Linked DNA regions of Mus musculus: region 2 is linked to region 1. The links are chromatin loops, found by intact Hi-C in ENCODE. Cell type or tissue: left cerebral cortex. All regions are shown on one strand. Links, peaks and the distances in the headings refer to the core of each region. The heading gives the core; the rest is flanking DNA.

What was found. A loop is a pair of places that touch in the nucleus more often than their neighbours do. Peaks named below come from ENCODE experiments on the same cell type or tissue, not always from the same donor. Only the 100,000 strongest peaks of a DNase experiment are listed, where the experiment ranks them.
Region 2: it touches region 1 in a loop (10-fold over the local background); 14 of 42 quality-filtered maps call a loop at or near these places.

What each region holds. Positions count from the first base shown.
Region 1 is chr1:44,743,680-44,748,997 of GRCm38, forward strand. Gulp1 (GULP, engulfment adaptor PTB domain containing 1) reads left to right here. Exons shown (of 11, transcript NM_028450.3): 4 at 795-866. It overlaps 4930521E06Rik (RIKEN cDNA 4930521E06 gene), which reads right to left and starts at 1,270. Exons shown (of 3, transcript NR_040602.1): 1 at 1,253-1,270; 2 at 477-557. In left cerebral cortex, for the core only: a CTCF peak has its summit at 2,193 (motif pointing right); a DNase peak (open chromatin) is centred at 2,189.
Region 2 is chr1:45,625,572-45,630,889 of GRCm38, forward strand. No RefSeq gene overlaps it. Among named protein-coding and RNA genes, the nearest start is that of Gm23216, 57 kb to the right of the region's middle. In left cerebral cortex, for the core only: a CTCF peak has its summit at 2,490 (motif pointing left); a DNase peak (open chromatin) is centred at 2,481.

The sequences.
Region 1 (5,318 bases), core at 46-5,045:
CATGCCCTCCTAGCTCAAGTTTTGTTTGCATATAAAAATTCTTCTTTTCCCACTCTCCTTGCTAATAGGACGTTAGTGATGCATCTGCCAATGGCTTTGAAATATTCAGAGAGCTTGAGAAAAAGAGTCTGCTATATGGATTAATTCTGATCTAAAAAAAAAAAACTGGTTGTTGTTAATTCTTTTCTTTTTGAACCGTTTATCCTTTACATGATCTAACATGGTACATTCTTGGTTTAAATGTTAAATACGCACCTTTTAATCAGCTCTGAAGCTCTGATATGTACAAATGTTCTGGCTCTGCTGCAAACTGAGAACTATTACTAGGACCTAATCAAAGCATGTATTTGTATATTCTATGATTTTAAACTTTCATTAGTGCACATCAGTCCGATTGTATTTTAGCCTTGAGAAAAAGGAGTTTTGATAACGTGAAGCCAGTATGATTAGCAAGTACAGAGTTAGCATTTACTCACTCTTAACTGTTGAGACTGAATTTATCTCTTTGAAATAATTTATCCCAATGAAATAATTTCACTTTTCATTCCAGTAAGAATCTTCAAATAAAAAAAAAAACATAGGTATGACATGTTAAGAAAAATAACTTTTGAAAAATAAGAATTGCAAATAGTCAATGCATTTTCATGTAGTATATAGAAACTGAGCAACAATTGTTCTCCTTCATTAAGATTTGGGTTTGAATTTTTGCCTAACTTTCTCATACACACTATCAGCTCCAGAGGGTTCAGTGATGGGTTTACTAAAGTCTGTGTCTCATGGATGCTCATGTTCAGTTTCTTGGCAGTACCGAAGTGGAGCAGCCAAAGGGAACAGAAGTTGTGAGAGATGCTGTCAGGAAGCTGAAGGTAAGAGCTCTTCAGAGAAACGGCTAGTGTAATGATCTTGTGTCATCAACAGATTGGCAGAAGCTAAAACATAGATATCTGTTTAAATTACTCCTTAAATTAAAAGATAACTTAAATTCTCTTTAAATTACAATTAAATAAATACCACCTGTTCAGGGAGACATTTTGAATTATAGACATATTCATGCAATTATTTTTCTGTACGTAATATATTTTTCTATAGTATAATTTCTTACAGTAACTAAAGACTTTTAAGGCAGAACTCAATCAATGTTTATAGTCAGTGATCTCCCTTTCTATGTCCTGGACAATATGTACTCCATGCTCTAAATCACAACTAGTAGGAACTTTATATAAATCTCTAACAATTAAGATATCATATCTACCAGTTGAAAACAGTTAGTGTTCATTCCAAAGCAGAATACTAAGGATACCCTAATGGGCCATGCCAATGAGCAGCTTTAGGGGAGCTTGTGTGACTAAGAAAGCAGAAGAAAATATTGAATAAACACCCCAAATATTCATGAGTAATTTATGGAGTAAAATGTATGCAACCCCCAAAACTCATGTTCTGCAAGTTTCCTGCGAAACCCTTTTGCCACAAGCATGCTTATGAAATAGCTCACTTCTCAACAGTCAGCCCCACCGAGATTTTACAGCTAGGGTATTTCCTTCAAGATAATGGGTATCCTCATGATGTCAGAGGTCTACAGACTTATATTCACAAAGTTAGCTTTTCTTCTGTGTGGCTACTCCCATAATTTACTGCATGAGGCACAATCTTATTCTAATTTTGATTTCCAGGTCATACATTTATTCCATGGGAATATTAGGTGTTTTACCTAATATTTATTCAAATTAGAAAGTGTCTTAAAAGAACAATTATATTGGCAACATTCCTTTATATCTTGGGAATTCTTCATTCCATATCTCATACCCGAAACGAACTTCAATGACTTTTAAAACTATGGCTATATGTATTATATGACATTTCTGTATAATTTCATACTTAGAACTGAAATAATATTGTGGAATATAATGGAAAGCAGTAAGAGTTTTAATGTACACCTAGTGGGCAGTAGGTTTTATTAAATGTATATCTCTCACAATATGCATTTAACAAATATTTTGGCTGAAAAATTTGTTTCTCAGGAAAGGATATGTATATATTAGGAGAGAATATTTTACTAGTGAACATGAGGAAGACAATGGTTTTTATGTAAATTTGTTTTAATATTTCTTTTATGTTGTATCTGTTATCAGAAGCTATGATACAATCAATATTTACACATATTTTAATTTTGCTGTCATATAGATGAGACCAGATGGTGGCGCTGTGGCTCCACTAGAAATAGAAAGTACCAATTGCTCATTACCTCATTTTGATTTTCTGCTTATTTTTCTCAAACCCATATTTCCTGACTCGTTTGTACATATATTATACTGTTATACTCAGATTTTTCTCATGTAATTAAAAATGCTATTTATATTTACTCCCCTTTCAAAGTCTTTCAAAGTTTGCATTTTAAATGTAATGGCTTTTTTGACTTTTGATAATAATTCAAAATATAAACATAATGCAGGGTGATGAAAATCGTAACAAATTTTCAACAATGCTATTTTCCTACCTCTGTACCTCATGGTATCTGCTTGAGTTTTAGCAAAATGCTTCTAAAGATTTGAATGCTGACTAGTCTGTGACTGTAGAGAATTCCAAGTTTGTAAACTTTAATGTAATGATTTGTGTAATAACTGAAATGTTCCCATATTCTGTTTGCTGAAACAAACAGAATTTTTTCCTGTTTACTTATGCTTAAGCTGACATTTAAGAAAATGATAGGTATCTAAAAGAACTTAGCACTGCTGTCATAATAAAGTTCGTTTTCAGAAGGGGTCTGGTTCAGTACATTCAGGGCAAATACCAGGACTCAATTTGTGTTTACCATTTGTTATGTTTCTGTATGAGTACACACTGAACATTGGGATCAATGTCTTATGGACCCAGTTTGAAAGGCCCTAGTGGGTGAAGCTCATTTTATACACACAAAGCAGCTTCAGTGTGATATATAGCCTTTAGAAGATACTGACAAGACATGTTAGTCAGCCGGGGTCTTCAGCGCTGTATTTCACTCTGTGTACCGTATTTCTGTTTTTCTTTTACTTTTTATTCAACTGACCAGTTATCTAGAACTTAGTTATATACAAAAACCATGATTATTAGCAATTATTTAGCAACTAAGTAGGAGAAACACAAAGTAGTGCCAAATAATTTGCAGATTATATGATAGGATACATAAGTGATCCTAAAATCCCACCAGAGAACTCTTACAGCTGATAAACACCAGCAAAGTATCCAGCAAAGTGGATGCATATGAGATTAATTAAAGAAGAAGAAGAAGAAGAAGAAGAAGAAGAAGAAGAAGAAGAAGAAGAAGAAGAAGAAGAAGAAGAAGAAGAAGAATAGTTCTCCTATATACAAATGCCAAACAGACTGAGGAACAATCAGGAAAATAATACCTTTCACAATAGCCTCAAATAATATAAAATATCTTGGGGTAACTCTAGCCATGAAAATGAAAGACCTGTACTATAAAAATTTAAAGTCTTTGAGGAATTTAAAGAAGACATCAGAAGATAGAAAGATCTCCTATGCGCATGGATCAGTGAGATTAATATAGTAAAACTGGCCATCTTACCAAAGCAATCTACAAATTCAATGAAATCTCTGTCAAAATTCCAACACAATTCTTTTTTTTCTCATTGCAGTTTTTTTTTCATATTTTGGGGATTTATTTATTTATTTATTTATTTTTATACTCCAGATTTTATTCCTCTCCTGGTCCACCCTCTGACTGTTGCACATCCCATACCTCCTCCCCACCCTCCTGTCTTCATGAGGGTTAGGTGCATCTTCTCTGAATAAACCCAGACCCAGTAGTCCTCTGCTGTATATGCCAAGACAATTCTTTAGAGACCTGAAAAAGACAATTCTCTACTTCATATGGAAAAGCAGAAACAAAGAAACAAGCAAAAACAAACAAACAAACAAACAATCCCAAAAAACCAGGATGGCTAAAAATAAAAAAAAAAAATCTTGAACAATAAAAGAACCACTGTATGTCTTTGTGTTGCTAATTTCAAGTTGAACTGCACAGCTATACTAATAAAGCTACATATTGTTGTCATGAAAACAGACTCATTCATCAATGAAATATAATTAAATTACTAGATATGAATACACAAACTTATGGACACCTTATTTTTATAATAAAGCTAGAATTACATACTGGGGAAAAAATCACTTTCAGCAAATAATGCTGCTCTAACTGGGTGTCTGTAGAAGAAGGAAAATAGATTTATATTCATTACACTGCACAAAATTCAGGTCCAAGTGGATTAAATACCTCAACATAAAATCTGACACACGGAACTTGATAGAAGAGGAAGTGGGGATAGCCTTGAATGCATTAGCACAAGAGACGACTTTATTAACTCAAGACTGATAGCTCAGGTGTTAAGATCCACAATTAATAAATGCGACCTCCTGAAACTGAAAATCTTCTGTAAAACAAAGGACACCATCAGTAAGACAAAGGGGCAGTCTACAGAATGGAGAAAGATTTTTAACAACTCCACATCTAATAGAGATAACAAACAAACAAAAAAACCAAATATTCCAATTAAAAATGAGGCATGGATCTAAACAGAGAATGATCAGTAATGGAATCTCAAATGGCTGAGAAAATTTTAAATAAGTGTTCAATATCCTTAGCTATCAGGGAATAGCAAATTAATTGCAACTCTGACATTTCATCCTACATCTCTCAGAACCGCCAAGATGAATAACACAAATGACAGCTCACGTTATCCAGGTTGTGGGGAAGGGCACTACGTTTCCAGTGCTGGTAGCAATGCAAGCTTGAACATACGGAAATCAATATGGGCATTCCACAGAATGTTAGAAACTGATCTGCCTCACCATCCAGCTATGCTATAGGCACAAAGGATGTTTCATGCTACCATAAGGATATTGCTGCTTTATTTCTAATAGGTAGAAACGGGAAACAACCTAGATGTCCCTCAACATAAATCACATTCAAAACAAAACAAAACACAACAAAACAAAATTGTGGTACATTTATACACTGGAGTATTACTCAGCTGTTACAAAAACACCACCATAAAATTTGCAGGCAAATGGATAGAACTAGGAAAAAAAAAATCCTAAATGAGGTATTCCTGATCCCAAAAGGCAAATATGGCATGTATTCATTAATTAATTAAATTAAACTGAATCATTAAATAAAATTAAATAAATATTATATTAAAATATAGATTTAATAATAAATGTTTAAATAAATGATAAATAAGTTAATGATAGCCAACCCAAAGAGAAGGGGTCTAGAGGTGAAACAGGGTTCTCCCTGGGATGGAGAAATAGAATAGACAAGC
Region 2 (5,318 bases), core at 92-5,091, 880 kb after region 1:
TATCACTTGTAGGACCAGTAAAGACCTTTAATTCTCTTTGTTTAATTCCCCAGCCTTTTGTTTCTAAGGCAACAAACAATAGTCAGCTCTTAAAAGCCTAAAGAGCAAGGTAAGTTATGCTAGGATAACACAAACTTCCTATGGTCTTATTTAAGAAGGAATGTATTTTTCTGTCAATTGTTGTTCATCATTGTAAGCATCTGTCTGCTTAGATAGGCTGCACGATGCGCAAATGTCCTATTCCCCAAAGCCTGGGGGGAGGGGGGAAGTTAGCTCTACTTTACCTAACAAAGTCCTTAAAAACTCTTTCCAGCTTGTAATTTCAGAGTCTGTCCCTCAATAGAAAGCTAAGACAAACGGAACCATCTATAGGGCTTCCCTCTACTCCCATACTCTTTCATTTGATGCTCAAAACAAAAAATATCATGTGATAGACAAGTCAGAAAACACTATAATTTTTTTAGAGAGAAAACTTGAACTTGAGCTGAAATAACTGATTTTCAGGAGGTCACATACCGCAACAACTGCCACAGCGGAACTGCCAAGATCCTGAGTCATTTATTCCATGTCTCCCCACAAAGCACTCTGCTGCTGATCAAGAACGTGTCTGAGACATAGCTTCTGGGTTACGGGTAAAGTGGAATGCTAAAGTGAAGGGAGCAGAGATTTTAGATGTGTGTCAACAAGGAGATGACTTTTATCAGTTGTTTCTTTTTTTTTAATAATTTCTCAGTCCTCTATAGCATTTACACATATTTCTCATGTGAACGTGAGAATCTCCATGAAGTAAACGAGTGATCAGCTCATTAGTGTATGCTCCACCTCCTTTCGTTGTCTCAGGGAACACACTTGAAGCCTCCTCAATCGTAATGTCCCATTTGTCTTGTATTTCTGACACTACCCTATCTGATAGGGCAGTACTTGTTTTGAATGAAGTACCTAGATACTTTGGGTGTCTAAAGGTGCTTCCACAGAAACAAATGGTAACAAATAAAGGAATGGATACAAAAGAAAACAGTAGACTGCATGGGCTTGCCTTCACAGTAAGCAAATTGTAGCTGAGTAACTTGTATTCTAACTGCCCAATTTTCTGAAGGTATTTCTGCCAGATACTAGATCACCAGGGCTTCATTTTAAAAGCCCAAACAACACATTCAAATTTGAAACTATAGATCTCATTTATTTCCAGTTCTTCAGCTGGCAAATATGTAAAGCACTCAAGTAGTAAAGATGAAGAAATAACTTAGAGTGGATGGAAAATGTTAGGAAAGCACAGGCTAGACAATTCTATGAGTCACTTCTGAGATAGCTAATGGAATAGAGATTCCAGTCCACTCATTAAAGTGTGGGTTGAAACGTTGCTTTATTTTTCAAGAATTTCCATGGGAGGCACTTGGAGAGAAAAACAGGAGGTAGTCATACTAAACTGCAGCCAGGAAAGGACCTTTGAGAGCAGTGAGATACTGGCACAAACAAGATACTCCACAGCACAGATAGAGTTCCAGGATTCAGCGATTTTAGAAGGCTTTATGGCACTCATTCAACAGTAAAATGCAGTCTGCAAAAACTTACTTTAAGTGAATAAATGTTTCTTATAAGTAACTTTGTATTTTCTTCCAAGTTCAAAAATAAAACACAGAGATTGTTTAAAATTTAAAATATTAGAAATGTTTTATTTCTTGCAAAGAAAAAAATTATTCTAAAACACAAAATAGTTTTAGACTTACAATTTTCTTTGTAAGAATTATTAGCTATTATGTCTAAAAATGAACACAGACAAGATAAACTTTTAAAAGAATGTTTACCTATCAGATATTAAGTTAGGATAATACCAAGATACCTATATTTGTTTCGTGGGAAAACATGTCTTATACTCTCTAAGCAATCTTCTCCAGTTAGACAAGTGTGAACTTCATTTGACAAGGACACATGGTACAAAGAAGACCATACAAATCCTGGTACTTTCATACACTGAAGTTGCAAACCCTCTAGAAAGACAAGAAAAGAAAAACATCTGATGCTGGAGATTATGGGATAGATATATACACACATACAAGCAATCCACATTGAAGTTCAGTCATACATGTATAGAACCTGCAGAAATGCAGAAAGCATTCTGTTAGACCTTCATAGTTGTCAAATTGGCATCTTTTACTCATCTCACTGCAAACTGTTTGAAATTGTGGGGATTGTTGGGTCACTTTATTTCAAAAAATATTTTCCTTCAGCTTTGTAAATTAACAACAAATTCACTAACTTCAGTTTTGCTATTTGGATTTTAAACTTACTCACCTAAGAATTTCTCAAATACTTTGAGGACTGTGAACATAGGGATATATTTCACCCTTTATGAATCCAAACTATTTAATAATTTCCAACTTTGGGTATCACATGCCCCAAGAGAACTCTGGGAACTTCAACAAAATCCAAGAACATCTTTGTGGAGAGAAAGATCAGAAAGGAAAGGTTGCCCCCTGCTGTTTATGAAGTGACAAGTGCCCAGCGGGACTTGACCTGGATACATGAGTCATGAACATACAGAAAGAGGCTGAGTGCTTCCCTTCCGTGCTTTCAGTGCAGCATGTGGTAACATACTGATGACCAGAAGTACATGACCAAATTATTCCAGATAATTCCAGCTTTTGTCTTTCTCTGCACATAACAAAGAGTGAACTTGACTGTCTTCCATTTGATCTTGAAAACATCTGAAGGTAAAGAGTGATGTGTGCTCATAAATAAAATTGTGAAATAATTAAAGAGTACTGTGTAGTCTATTTGTTTACCAGTGATGACTGCCTAGAGAAAGAGCAAAAGGGACCATCTGAAGAAGTTCCTCAGTACTTCTGCGTTTTGCCCAAAAGAGAAATCAGTGATAAAATGACATTCAACTTTGTGAGAAGACCAGAACTTAGAGCTTTTAAATGACCTAATATTGGTTTCATATAACTCTGAAAAGTTCATATAACTCAAAAAATATTTTACAAGAATTGGTAAGCAACTTCTATGCACTCCTATTGATTCAGAGTACAGATATGATTAAGACTCTGGATTTAGATGAGCCACTTCAAATCCCACCAGCATGAGTAGCTGTATGGTCTCAGACTATTTGCTCAGTTTTATGCCTGCTCTTCCTTATCCACAAAATTTGAATATCATTTGCAGCTACCCCATTAGACTGAATAGAATTCAATGTAGAGATAATGACATGAGATTTAAATATAAATATTACACATTTTATTTCTTTAGAACTCACTGCAATGACCTTTGCAGAACAAAATTTTCATAGTAAAATAATTAAAATACTCAGTAACAGTCAAGAGATAAATATCTGGGGCTGGAGAATTGGCTTTCAGAGTAAGAGCACTTGCCGCTCAACCAGTGGACAGGGGATCTATTTCCAGCTCCTCATGGCAGTTCAGAACCATCTGTAACTCCAGTTCCATTGTATCTCACGACCTCTCCTTGCCTTGATGAGAACTACACACATGTGGTGCAAAGACATACATCCAGGCAAAGCACACATACATAGAAATTAAAAATGAGATACTCTTCTCATAGTAGAAAAAAAGATCTAAACATCTCTGTGTAGGAGGCAACATTTTCTATTCATTTGCACCTGAATGGCTACTTTATTCAGAAAAAAATTCTTAGTGAGATATAGTTGTATAAATAACATCTCATGTAGACTCATATCCGACATTTAAAGTGCAATCCTCTTAGTCATTAGTTAGATGTTCCTGAAGAGTGTTTAAGACTACAGTGGCTAAGATTAATTTTTCTTTTTTGTACTGTCAAGAATAGATCCTCAGGGGTCACTTGGCCTTGAGAGGAACAACAGACTTCTCTAGCCCTCGTTTTACTAGTTGTCCATCAAAGTGAGAATTGGTCAAAAGCCTTGAATAGCCTCACTGTATCTTCTCTTAAAAGTGTAGAACTCTCTCCTCTGCATTGGCTTCTCACTGTTAGAGAACATTTTAAGAGATGAGCCAGTCTCCGGGGACCTTATTGACCTTAAAGGACAAGAGGAAAAATATTCTCTTTCAATCTCTCTCACCACATTAGAATAGTCTCCATGTATGCTTATTAAATACCTAGAAGATAAGTCATACCAATCTGGATCTTTTAACTAATATTAGTCCCATTCTTTTGCATAATATTTCAATAACAAGACATTTCTTTTTTTAAATATTTTTTATTATTACGTATTTTCCTCAATTACATTTAGAATGCTATGCCAAAAGTCCCCCATACCCTCCCCCCCACTTCCCTATCCACCCATTCCCATTTTTTTTTTTGGCCCTGGCATTCCCCTGTACTGGGGCATATAAAGTTTGCATGTCCAATGGGCCTCTCTTTCCAGAGATGGCCAACTAGGCCATCTTTTGATACATATGCAGCTAGAGTCAAGAGCTCTGGGGTACTGGTTAGTTCATAATGTTGTTGCACCTACAGGGTTGCAGATCTCTTTAGCTCCTTGGATACTTTCTCTAGCTCCTCCTTTGGGGGCCCTGTGCTCCATCCAATAGCTGACTGTGAGAATCCACATATGTGTTTGCTAGGCCCCGGCCTAGTCTCACAAGAGACAGCTATATCTGGGTCCTTTCAGCCAATGCTTGCTAGTGTATGCAATGGTGTGATTGTTTGGAGGCTAATTGTGGGATAGATCCCTGAATATGGCAGTCCATCCTTTTGTCTCAGCTCCAAACTTTGTCTCTGTAACTCCTTCCATGGGTGATTGTTTCCAATTCTAAGAAGGGACAGAGTGTCCACACTTTGGTCTTCGTTCTTCTTCAGTTTCATGTGTTTTGCAAATTGTATCTTATATCTTGCTATACTAAGTTTCTGGGCTAATATCCACTTATCAATGAGTACATATTATTTGAGTTCTTTTGTGATTGTGTTACCTCACTCAGGATGATGCTCTCCAGGTCCATCCATTTGCCTAGGAATTTCATAAATTCATTCTTTTTAATAGCTGAGTAGTACTCCATTGTGTAAATGTACCACATTTTCTGTATCCATTCCTCTGTTGAGGGGCATCTGGGTTCTTTCCAGCTTCTGGCTATTATAAATAAGGCTGCTATGAACATAGTGGAGCGTGTGTCCTTCTTACTGGTTGGAACATCTTCTGGATATATGCCCAGGATAGGTATTCCGGGATCCTCCTGTAGTACTATGTTCAATTTTCTGAGGAACCACCAGACTGATTTCCAGAGTGGTTGTACAAGCTTGCAATCCCACCAACAATGGAGGAGTGTTCCTCTTTCCCCACATCCTCGCCAGCATCTGCTGTGACTTTATACTTCTTTTTTTTTTTT